2 separate regions of the Homo sapiens genome follow, and region 1 is linked to region 2. Evidence: chromatin contacts called from ENCODE Hi-C data. All regions are on one chromosome and are shown on one strand. The core of a region is the stretch at or near the end of the contact, and the rest is flanking DNA. Distances in the headings are between cores, read along the strand shown.

Evidence for each region. Hi-C counts contacts between places; a loop is a spot of excess contacts on that map. Pooled maps may share reads with other maps.
Region 1: a loop to region 2 is called in a pooled map, with 14 times the contacts of the local background. The contact joins the promoter of GABPA here to the promoter of LINC01684 in region 2. A Hi-C loop is called at or near these places in 3 of 37 single-sample maps with no recorded cell type and 6 of 50 pooled maps.

The regions. Positions count from the first base shown.
Region 1 is chr21:25,732,679-25,738,669 of GRCh38, forward strand. It overlaps GABPA (GA binding protein transcription factor subunit alpha), which reads left to right and starts at 2,294. Exons shown (of 10, transcript NM_002040.4): 1 at 2,294-2,900. ATP5PF (ATP synthase peripheral stalk subunit F6) reads right to left here and starts at 2,226. Exons shown (of 4, transcript NM_001003703.2): 1 at 2,175-2,226. RefSeq lists enhancers at 1-355, 1,648-1,727, 2,046-2,701, 2,128-2,237, 2,258-2,377 and silencers at 1,838-1,937, 2,878-3,017, 3,078-3,287.
Region 2 is chr21:24,426,431-24,432,502 of GRCh38, forward strand. LINC01684 (long intergenic non-protein coding RNA 1684) reads left to right here and starts at 2,310. Exons shown (of 3, transcript NR_135519.1): 1 at 2,310-2,474.

The sequences.
Region 1 (5,991 bases), core at 1,044-3,543, 1.3 Mb after region 2:
AATCAGGCCGGGCGTGATGGCTCACGCCTGTAATCCCAGCACTTTGTTGTAATCCCAGCACTTTGGGAGGCCAAGGTGGGTGGATCACCTGAGGTAGGGATTCAAGATCAGCCTGACCAACATGGAGAAACCCCGTCTCTACCAAAAATACAAAATTAGCCGGGAGTGGTGGCACATGCCTGTAATCCCAGCTACTCAGGAGGCTGAGGCAGGAGATTCCTTGAACCCAGGAGGCGGAGGTTGCGGTGAGCCGAGATCGCGCCACTGCACTCCTCCACCCTGGGCAACAAGAGTGAAACTCTGTCTCAAAAAAAAAAAAAAAAAAAAAAAAAAAGAAATCCTACTATCAATGCAATCAACAAAATATGCTTCACCTGACAGAATGAAAGCAAACTGTTTGAAGAAATTAAAGAATTCATAACATATCACTTTTATACCCCATCAGGGAAAAATACTTGAGAAAAGGCTACAAGCAAACAACAAATGACCTCACAAGGTCATGTGCCACTTATTATCATTCCTATGTTTAAACACACAGAAACTGAGGATTAGAAGTATCTGGTCAAAGTGGTCGGGCGCGGTGGCTCACGCTTGTAATCCCAGCACTTTGGGAGGCCGAGGCGGGCAGATCACGAGGTCAGGAGATCGAGACCATCCTGGCTAACACGGTGAAACCCGGTCTCTACTGAAAAATACAAAAAATTAGCCAGGCGTGGTGGCGGGCACCTGTAGTCCCAGCTACTCCGGAGGCTGAGGCAGAAGGGCGTAAACCTGGAAAGTGGAGCTTGGAGTGAGCAGAGATCGTGCCACTGCAATCCAGCCTGGGCGACAGAGCGAGACTCTGTCTCAAAAAAAAAGTATCTGGTCAAAGTTACACAGCAAAATCTAACTTAACACATATATGCAAAAAAAAAAATTGTGCAATTCAATGCCACTTTCCCTTCTGGCAAACTAAGGACATGCTTAACATTCAGCAATAGGTTCACCCGACATTTGCTTAGCCCTAGATACTGTGCAAAGTACTTCCATATATATCCTTTCCTTGTACCCTTACAGCAATACTCTCAAAGAGTTAAAGTGTTCTTATCCCTGCTTTACAGATGATAAAACTGTATCTAAGAAAGATTAAGCTGCACGTATTCTCACAGTTAATTTGCTCTAAGTCTGACTGCATAGATGTTACTCCTTCTGCAACACGGGTAAAATCCACTTTCATTGTTTCAATTATCCACCATGTAAGTGCCTATGATTCCCCAATCGCATTTCTAATTTTAGTATTCATCCTGAGCCCCAAATCTATCCACAGCATTCAACAGTTCTCATCTCCCTTATAAGTCCTACGAACTCATCCAAAAAACGAACACATAATCCCATATCAAAACTTGTTCCTTCTCCTTTAATCCCTTTCATTTTTTTTCACTGATTAGTGAATGCATATTGTCCACTAAAACGCAGAAGATAGTCATTACACAAATAGCTGTGAAATACCACCTGACATAAATTCTCTATTCCAGTACCATCGGGTGCCACGAGAGCATATGATAGCGTCTGACATGATCAGAAAGACTGGGGAAGGCAACAGTAAGAAAACACTAGTCTGAGCAGAGGCCTTGTTCTGGGTGGGAGCATGGTTCTATTTATAGTGATGACTGACCGGCCAAAGGTTAGTAGGTTCGCTGCCTCTTCAGTGCATATTCCTATGAACAATCCATAAAGTCGCCTAATGAAGTGTTAGCACCATCGTTTTTAGGTGGGATGCAAACTTTCAATATTATGACTAATTTTTTCCCTCTTAATGGTACACGTTCTGCCTAAGTAGCCTAGACGCTCCCGTGCGCCCGGGGCGGGTAGGCCTGGCCGAAAATCTCTCCCGCGCGCCTGACCTTGGGTTGCCCCAGCCAGGCTGCGGGCCCGAGACCCCCGGGCCTCCCTGCCCCCCGCGCCGCCCCGATTTGCCCTCAGAGAGGGTATCGATCTTATTTCTGGGTCTACGGCAAACTCCAAGGTCTACAAACGTAGAGGTCAGCTGTGACCCCGGGCCAGGCCGTGAAGGTCCCCAGGACACAGAGCTGCTCTCTCCTCCTAGTAAAGGTGAGAGGCAGCCCAGGCCTCGTGAAAAAACCCAGAACTGGAGTCCCAAAAGGCCACGCTGATCTAGCTACCCTCCCAGTCACCTTGCACTCAGTCCCGAGCTGCCAAAGCCTCCGCCGCCACCACCTCCGCTCTACTTCCGGCCCTGGCTCCGCCCCCACACGCCTACCCGCCATCGCAATGCATTATGGGCCGCCGTTTCAGTCGGTCGACGCTCACCGGACAGGAAGCGTCTCGGAGACAGTCTGCGACCGGACGGGTCTAGGTGAGACAGAAGCCAAACAGGAGGAGGAAGTGGAGGGTAAGTGCTTCCGGGTCCCCTGGCACAGCCTCCGCCATCTTTTCTTCGCCTAATTTGACCCGTTCTTTTTCCCCTCCTTGAAACCTTGCTCTGTACGCATGCGCTCTTTGAGTGGCCTTTCCCCTAGTTCAAGCTCCCCTCCGAGTCAGCGTCCTGTTCGTTAGGGTTATCGAAGTGTATAAAGGTGCAGGGAAAGTGAGACTGTGTAAAACAAAGCGGATTGGGGCGTTGTGCTTCCTTGTACCTCGTGAGCCTCCGTTGCCTTGGGCGGTCGTTTTGCGCACCCTGCCGGGAGTTGTAGTCCTGGACCCGAAGGTGCCTGGGAGGCGGGAGGGGGGTTGGGGCTTCTCAGCGCCGATTCCGCGGGAAGGGCCCTGGGACCTCACACTTCTAGTCGCGGGAGCTGCAGGTCTTACCCGGAGAGACGCTGCACGTGGAGCCCTCGCCGCTGCCGTTCTCAGCCGGCTCTGGAGTGCGGGCGGGGGCGACAGGGCCGATTCCGGAGTGGGTGAGTGCGGCCGCCGGGGAGGAGGGGAGCGCGGGCCCTCGCGGGCCGGCCTCGTTCCGGGGCCTTTTCCCCCACAAGGGCCCCCCCGCGGCCGCCTCTGTGTTTTGTTTCCGCTGGTCCCCGGCGCTGTGACTCCCATTTCCGTTCGTGGAGACTTGAGGGAGCCGGGTGGGGAGGGGCGGGAGAGCTGTGCGGGGAGCGAAGGGGAGGGGCGGGGGGCGAGCGGCCTGGAGCCCGGGGGGACCGGGCACCGCCGGGACCCGTGCCGGACGGGTCGCCTGTCGCCGCTCCCTCCTTTCCGCGTCCCCTCCTCGCCCGTCCGCACTCCTCAGCAGTCTCAGCCTGCTCAGCTGGGATGTGGTCCTGACGCCCCCGAGATTTTAAGAGCAAAATGCAGACCCTGTCTCATCGCGGGACTCAGCGATTCACTCATTTCAAATCCGCTCTCTTTATAGAACAACACACACCAGAATCATTTATCAGCGTATATGGTAGCCATCTGGGTTTGTTTTTTTGTTTTTAAGCAAGGAAGTAAACCAAGGAGATAACAATGGGTTGTCTACTTGGAAATTTTTTTGTGTACTAGAAGACACGCTGTATGTGCGTGTTTGGATTTAGGGACCCCAGTTTGATCAGGTTAGCGGACCGAGAGGACAATGCCTAATATTGCATTGCAAGATGATTAGAAATTTAGAAATAAAATTCATTTCATAAGTAGTTTCCACTAATAGCAGTAGGTCTGACTCGTGAGAAGAGCAAAGATTTAGCAGGATTCACTTGAGCGAATTGTAGAACGAGGCGGTGATAACATTCTTCGGTAGTGTTATCTTGAACTTCAGAAGAAACCGCTCAACTCTTTAGCAACTGCTTGAGGGACTAGCCTGTCTCTCAGGGTTCCATCCAGGCTTTCCAAGCTTCTTTATTTTTAGACATACAGTGACGCTGAGTGGACTTCAAGTCAATTTTACCTGAATTGTGTATACAAGAGCATCTGTCATGAGGCATGTATAGTAATGAAGTAATTAAATCATGAGCTAGATGTTAGGTTGAAGCAAATCATCAGACCGAGTACTAAATTAAAACTGTTGACTTTAGCCTTCCCTCAACTCTTTATATATAAAACTCCAAACCTACAGAAGAATTGGGGAAAAAATCATGCAGTGAACACGCAGATACCCTTCACCTGAGGGTCCCAACTGTTAATCTTTCACTGTATGTGCTTTCTCTTTTTATATTACATAGATATGTATGCTTTGCTTTTTCTTAACTGCTACCTTTATTTTTGAAAATAAAAATGTCTTTTAATTTCCTCAGACACAGAAAAGCATTTGATAACTTAGGAAAATGTGCAGTTAATCTCGCAGGTACCCCCACACTCCACTTATAATATATTGGGAACAAAATGTTCTAAGCTCTGTAATAATGCTCTCCAATGAAGGACAATTCTCAAATTTATCTGTAGTTTCAAAAGGGAATGTTACACCTATCTGTATTTTAAAAGACACTAGCCGTTCCCAGAATTTTTCGTTAAATTCAAGTTTAGTTTGTATCCCATCTTGTGAAACATTCCGAACCCCAGGTTGGATTTAATCCAGCAGAACCAGAGTGTCAAAGTATATGAAATTGTTCTGTGCAGTTCTGGCGGGGGCAGCCCTTAGACGGAGAAACTGCAAGTAATTTTCTCTCAGTTTTCCTAAGTATTGACATAGAAGCCTGAGGAATTGGTTTCAGAAAAAGAGATAAGACTCACTCAAAAACTGATATGAAAGATTTGGACTATTTCTCAAATCTCTGTTTTGCTTCTCTGGACTAAGCATAGAGAACCAGGAGAGAAAGAAAGATTTAAGAGACTGAGTAATATTTTTTGACAGATCATTTAAGAAACTGAGTAATTTTTTTTTTCTCCAAAAGGGCATGGGTTTTTGTTTTGTTTTGTTTTTTCTCTATTTGGCACTTTCTAGGGATTGGTCTATAAATTTTTTGAAAGATCATAGGATAAATTTCTTTGTAGCAACTTCCTATTTTAGTGTTTATGTTAGGGGAGCCCCAGGTGTCCCTGCTGATACGCCATTAGGGCCACTTCTCAGCCTCTGGCTACATCATAATGCTTTTTTTTCTATCTTGCCAAAGTTTCCAGAAAATTTATGTTTTCTAATTTTAAAAAAATTGGTTGTGGAGATGGGAGTGGACCTCTTTATAAGCCCTGAAAATAAGTGATTTTTTTTAAGTGCTATTCTGCTATAAACCTGATTCTCACTTTTTTCTGTAGACAACAGTTTTTTATAATATATCTATTTTGTGTGGACATTATTTCCTTTTAACCAATACTGAAATTCCATAGTGTATACTTTCTCCACATTTTCTTTGATTAATACTTTCTTAAAATAGACACTTGGATTGGCACCAGCTGTCACCAATAAAGCTGCCCTGAACATTGTCAATCAATCCTGTTAACCAATTTGAGAATTTTTCTGGAATGCTTAGTTAGGGATGAAATTGCTGGGTTATAGGTATGAGTATGCTTGATATACTTTTCTCCAGAATGTCTACACCTGTGTGTACACCACATCTCCAGAGATAGGGGAATCTTATGTCCCTGCTAACTGCTCTCGTTATTTAATTTTCTGACATTTGCCGCCGCCGCCGCCCCCTGCCCCCAACACACACATGGTATAAAGTGGTAGTTTCTTGTTTTAAATTGAACTTTTGAATGATTTGAATTTGGGCATTTCTTTGTATCCTGAGTTATTTTGGTTTCCCGTTATGTGAATATCCTTTTCCTATGCTTTAACTACTTTTCTAATTTGTCCCTTTTTTTGGTTATCAAATTCCAGGCCATTGTCTATTCCATCGTCACTTTTGGGTATTGGAAACATCTTTCCATTCTGTAGCCTGTCTGTTGAACATAAATCTTGATTTTTATGTAATCAGATTTTTCTCCTTACGGTTATGTTCTTGGAATTTTATTTAAGAAATCTTTTTCTATCCTGAGACCACAAAAATGTCCCCACCATTTTCTTCTGTTTCATAGTTTTGCCTTGTATGTTTAATCCTTTAAGGCATGTGTAGTTCATTTTATATGGTGTGAAAT
Region 2 (6,072 bases), core at 1,060-3,559:
TTATCCTTGGCCCTCCAGAAACTCAGAAAGTAAAATGCCTTGAGCATTCTAAAAACCTGTTGCAATGACCTTTGCTCTTGACCAGTCTGTTTTTGCTTTGACTGGACCACTTCTACCTCTTGGTAGCCATTGTTTTGATTGTACTTTGTCTTTAGGATTGTACTGGTGAAGCTTTGTTTCATCTCTTGTTATATGTTTAAAATAATTGCTTCAAGATCTTGATCCCATTTGGTTTAAAATTTCCACTGAAAGCTCTTCTCTGGTCTGCCGCTGATCTCGGTGCAATTATTTTGGCACCTATCAAGTAGAAAATGTTCTCAACTTCAATTTTTCAGTCAGAATTATGGAAGCTGAACAAGTTGAGATATGTATGTTGTTGGCTATTGTTTCTGTTATTGGTCTTCTGTCTGCTTCAATTAGGGCAGAAACAGGATTAATTTTTTTCCTTGCAAATTGGTGTGGATGTTCTGCCACTGCAAGCTTCATCTTCAACATTATCTCATCCCTTCTTAAAGTTAGCTATCTGTTGTAAACTGCTGATTTATTGGGGGCATTGTTTCTATAAAGTTTTCTCTTTTTTTCTTCCACAGAATAGAAAATATGGGAAAATTTCCCACTCACTTTATGAGACTTTTATAACTTTGGAATTAACTTTATGGGGACATTACAATTCAGGAGAATTACAAGCCAATTTTATTAATGAATGCAAGTAAAATCCTACATAAAATATGAAGACATCAAATGTACCAATTTATGAAAGGGAAACTGTGATGGACATTACCCATAAACTTTTTATAAGGTATTAATCATGTGATCATTCTTCCACTTAATGATTACCATAAATTTGATGTTTGTTCTTTCTTCAATTTTCACAGATTTCATGTTGCTCTGATAGGGCTTTTGTCAAACCAGTGTCCTCTCCTTGGTGCCTCAAACTAGATCATATTTAGACAAGTTAGGAAAAGTTGCAACAGGCTGGGTGTGGTGGCTCATGCCTGTAATCCCAGCACTTTGGGAGGCCGAGGCGGGCAGATGGTCAGAGCTCAGGAGTTTGAGACCAGCTTGGGCAACACGCTGAAACTCCGTCTCTACTAAAATACAAAAAATTAGCTGGGCGTGGTGGCAGGCGCCTGTAATCCTAGCTACTTGGGAGGCTGAGGCAGGACAATTCCTTGAACCTGGGAGGCGGAGGTTGCAGTGAGCCGAGATCACCCCACTGCACTCCATTCAGGGCGACAGAGTGAGACTCCACGCCGTCTCAAAAAAAAAAAAAAAAAAAAAAAAAAAAAAGAAAAGAGAAGAAAAGTTGCAACAAGTTAATATAAGTTTATTTTGGTACAAAAAATGTTTAAAATTGATACATAAGTTTTATGATAACAATTTTTTATGAACATCTTGAAGACCCTTAGTTTGAGAAGAAAAAAAGAAGTACTACATGGAAACATTCACTCAGTTCAAAAATAATGACTATTAAGCAACGGTTCTATGAGAAAGGTACTATTAATTTGTAATGAGAAAGAGCCTATGGATCATCTTATATTTTTAAAATTGAGGGGACAACAAGAATGTTTACTATAGGGCTATTATAGCACATTCGTGAAAAAGGGAGTCAGAATTTAAAAGAACAACATTGGCAAAGATTACTTATTACACTTCATGTTTGTGACCAAGATTTATCAATAGAAAAGTACTCTTATTTTACCTAAAACTTTTAATCCTTAAAGATCTTTACTATGTTATATTGCAATTTTCATAAAGATGGCCAAGTAAAAAAATTATAGGGAAACAATGTACTCTGGTTTCAACTAAAGTCAGAAATACTATACTTCAGTAAAGCACACTTTAATTAAAATTTAAAGAATTATTTAACACTCCCAATATTTGATCGATTAAAGTTGGCAAAAGTCAGAAAGTATTTGGCATGTAAAATTTCCCTTTAATGGTTAGATGTAATGAGGCATTTTTTTAAGTGTTTTAGAATAACCCCTGGGAATACCATCACTAGAAATACTAACTGGAATATTTAGTGAGTAAAGCAAATGCCACATTCTTGGGTACCTACAAAAAAAATCTCACTTTCAGAGAGGCACAAATTATGCATCTTATTAATGTGCAGAACTAGATCTACAAATGGGCAATCAGAAAAAACTGAAAACTCTCAAAAAGCTAAGTTCTTAGGAGAAATGTGTATATTTGGGACAATAGTAAATAACCCCTTAAAAGAAGTAAATCCAGTCCTCAAAGCAAAAGGGCGAGTCTGAGAGCAAGAGCCCCAGAGAAAGACGCCGGAAGGAAGTCGTAGATGTAGGAAGTGACTGTAGGTTTAGATGAATGGAAAATGAACTTGCCAGTTCACAGCTATGTCCTTCCCAATTTAGGAGGTTAAGGGCAGGAAAAACATGAGAAACTCTTTTGAGAAGCTGCACAAGCTGACATGGAGGATCAAGGATTTCAAAAGCTTTGAATATAAAGAGGTGAGAATTTTTATTTTATTTTTTTACTATTATTCTGGTCTGTTGGTTGAGCTCTGAGGTTAACATCTTACAACACTTTAAAGTGAAACTAAAACAAACACATCATTTTTAAAATTGGCCATATCCGGAGCCCAGAAAAATATTACAAATAGTAACGTGTCCTTTCGGACACCTCATAAAAATTTAGGGAAGAGATATATGGAAATACCTTTTAAACACTTGGCAAATAGAATAGGTTTCAATTACATCAGATTATAGTTTTTAGTCTGACAGTTTGTGTCTGGATGTACAACGGATTAATTTTATTAAGTTTGTTGGAAGAGTTATTGAAACAACAGGTTTCAATTATTTTGTTCTCACTGAAATCTGTTTCACAAAATGGACCACTGAAATAAGAAAAATGGTTTCAGTTTATTTTAATGTGATTTCCTGAGTGGAGAGAATTTTCTACATATATATGTAAAAGTCAAGTTATTGCTTATGAATACAGCATTACTTTTTAACTATTCTATTAAAATAATATTCTCTTAGATTTCAATAACATGTAATGTGCACGTATTACACACATGAAAAGTCAATTCTCATGGTCACTCACACTAAGGTGAGTGAATATATGACTGTCCTCTGCATGTGATGCTCAGGATATCTCATGAAAATGTACAAATTGTCATAAATGGAATTTCCTAGCACTGCTATCTTACCATAAAAATGATGTGGTGATAATAGTGGTAAACAAAATTGTCAGAGATCAAATGTGACATATCACTATTCATTTAAGGTATAAAATGGCTGTTGATAAGATATTTGGAAATGGATATAGCATGATCATAATACAGAAATTACAAATATTGCTACAAATTACAATTTTTAGAATTTGTTTTAAGATATTTCATTATCACTAAACAGGCTTCAAATGCCTAGTGAACTGATAAATCCCACTGCCAACTGATTTGTTTCAATATGATGTGTTCATTGCTTGTATTTGGACCTATTAATAACTTGCAGAGCTAAGAAGTATGTGCTTTCCTTGCATCTTTATTGTACTCCAACTCTATTCCCTGGAAGATAGCCAATGTAAAACAATATTAATTTAATACCAACTTAAATTTTGCTTCATACAATTTTCAGTTTATATGAGAAGGTAATTTCTTTATGGATTCTGAGTTAAAATGAAATTTTAAGATTTCAAAGTTTATTATTGTTATTTCAAAAATTGCGGTTAAAATTTTATCATAAAAATCATACTTAAGAATCATAATCTTCTAATATTAAAAGAAGGAATACAAGGGAACAGGTGATTGAGCTGACCATAGAATATCGTATGAGTGGAAAGTAAAAGCTCTTGGCAGTGTAGAGATAGAACTTGTTAAAGCAGTTGCAGTTCCGTATGTTGTCTTCTTAAATAGATATGAGATTGGAATTAACTTGTTAGTGATATTCATTTCTAAGAATATCATAGAACGCCAAAATTGGAAGATTAATTTGGTTGTGATCCCAAGTTCATTGAATAGTATTTTATCTTACTGTGTGTATAAGTAATATGATAATGGTGATGGTCAAAATAGAAACCTTGCTTGATGCCATGCATGGTACTAATAAGCATTAGTATGCTCATAAAGCATGAGCATTATGTTATGTAATTCTAACAATCTTATGATGTAGTTATAACTATTACCTCATGCTTTTATTTATTAATTTAAATGATATTTATTAAGTACATTTGGTCTTCAATTTTATAGATGGCATAGCTATCATAAATTAAACAAATAAGCTCCTTGGAGTTATAGAGTTTATTCAGGTTTAAAAGTGAGCAAAAACACACAAAAAATAGTAAATGAGGAAATGGAGAAAATAGAGTTATGGTGAGATTGGGTAAGTCAACAGATGTAATAGGGAGACATTTTTTCTAAAGCACTGATATTTGAACTGATTTCTGAACTTTTGAATCAGTCATCTGCACAAAATGCTTGTGGGGATAATTTCAGGCAATTGGAACAGACTGCAGCTATCATGTTGTGAAAAATAAGTGTATATTTTTGACAAATCAAAGATACAGGGGATAGTAAGAGAAATCTAATGTCTGGATTACCAGAAGAAAAATACAGAATGTAGAAAAATTTATAGTTAATGAACAGATAGAGGTTAAGAATGTTTCTATACTAATGAAATAAATGAAAACAATAAAAATATAAGAAATCCACAAAACTCTAAGCAGCATGAAACATGTAAATCTACCACTGCTATTTCTGCAGAAAGCAAAGGCAAATAGGAGATATTTTTAAAGCCAGAAACAAAAAGATAAATAATTCTAATGCTGCAAATGCTGTATACTGAATGCAGTCTGCCATGTACTAAAAAAATATTACTACCTATAATAATACCCTTTTGTAATTAAGGTAATATGTATACATTTGAAAGCCAAAAGAGAGAGGAAAGAGAAGAGAGAGAGGATAAGAAGGAGAAGGAGAGAGAGAAAATTTGTAACCAGCATAATTATACTGAAGGAAATACTAGAATGTATTGTTCATGCAGGTGAAAAGTTAAAGATAAATATTCTATGTTCAAATAAATTTTGACTATATAAAACCAAAAGAGCAATATTATTTAAAATTTATAATATAGACTTAATTAAGGCACAGCAAAATGATAGGATATTCTTGTGGAGGGGGAAATAAAAGGGCAGTTCATTGTTTAGAGAAGAATAAAAAGTAGTCAGCAATGTAAGACTCTTATAAGTCTGAGATACTTTGATGTGAAGTTCCTTATGGAACAATTACTATTAAATGGTAATAAAATATTGTGTATAACATCGAAACAGAATAGAAGCAGAAAAAACAAAAAAGATACAGAATAAGGAAAACAAAGAGAGAAAAAATATATCATTAGAGGAACAAATAGAAAGCACTTATTATATTTATGTATAATTATGTTATATACATATATACACACATCTATATGTATATATATACACATACATATATATATATATATAAAATTACATTAATTGGCCAATGAAAAATACTTCCAAAATGGAAAAAAAAAACCCTAAGTTATTTAGAAGAGAAACACTGAATCATAACCACAGCAAATTTACAAATAAAAACAATGAAAAAGAATATTCCAATCAAACATTAACCTATATTAATGCCAGATGAACTAATTTTAAGACAAAAATACATTGCTAGAGATGAATGGAATGTTTAATATTGATAATAAAATGAATTCCTAAAAGGTTGTAAGAAATATATAAGAACTTAATGATACTATTTTAAAATGCAGACTCACTAATTTACAGAAAACCAAGGGGAAATAGACAAACCGACAATTTCAGCAAAATATTTCTTAGTAATTAATAAAATAATAAAATAGTAAAATATTTCAAAATGTTAATTGATAAATCAGTAATAAAAGATAACTAGATTGTCCTTACAAACTTGGAAATCAACAAATAAAAGACTAAACAATCCATTACCTGTAAATTCATAATAGAATTAAAAAATATCTCTAACTGAATTATACCAAAGTAATACAGGTGATGACTTGAAGAATGCACAAAAGCAGTATAAAGACAAAAATACATAGCAGTAATGACCAGTAA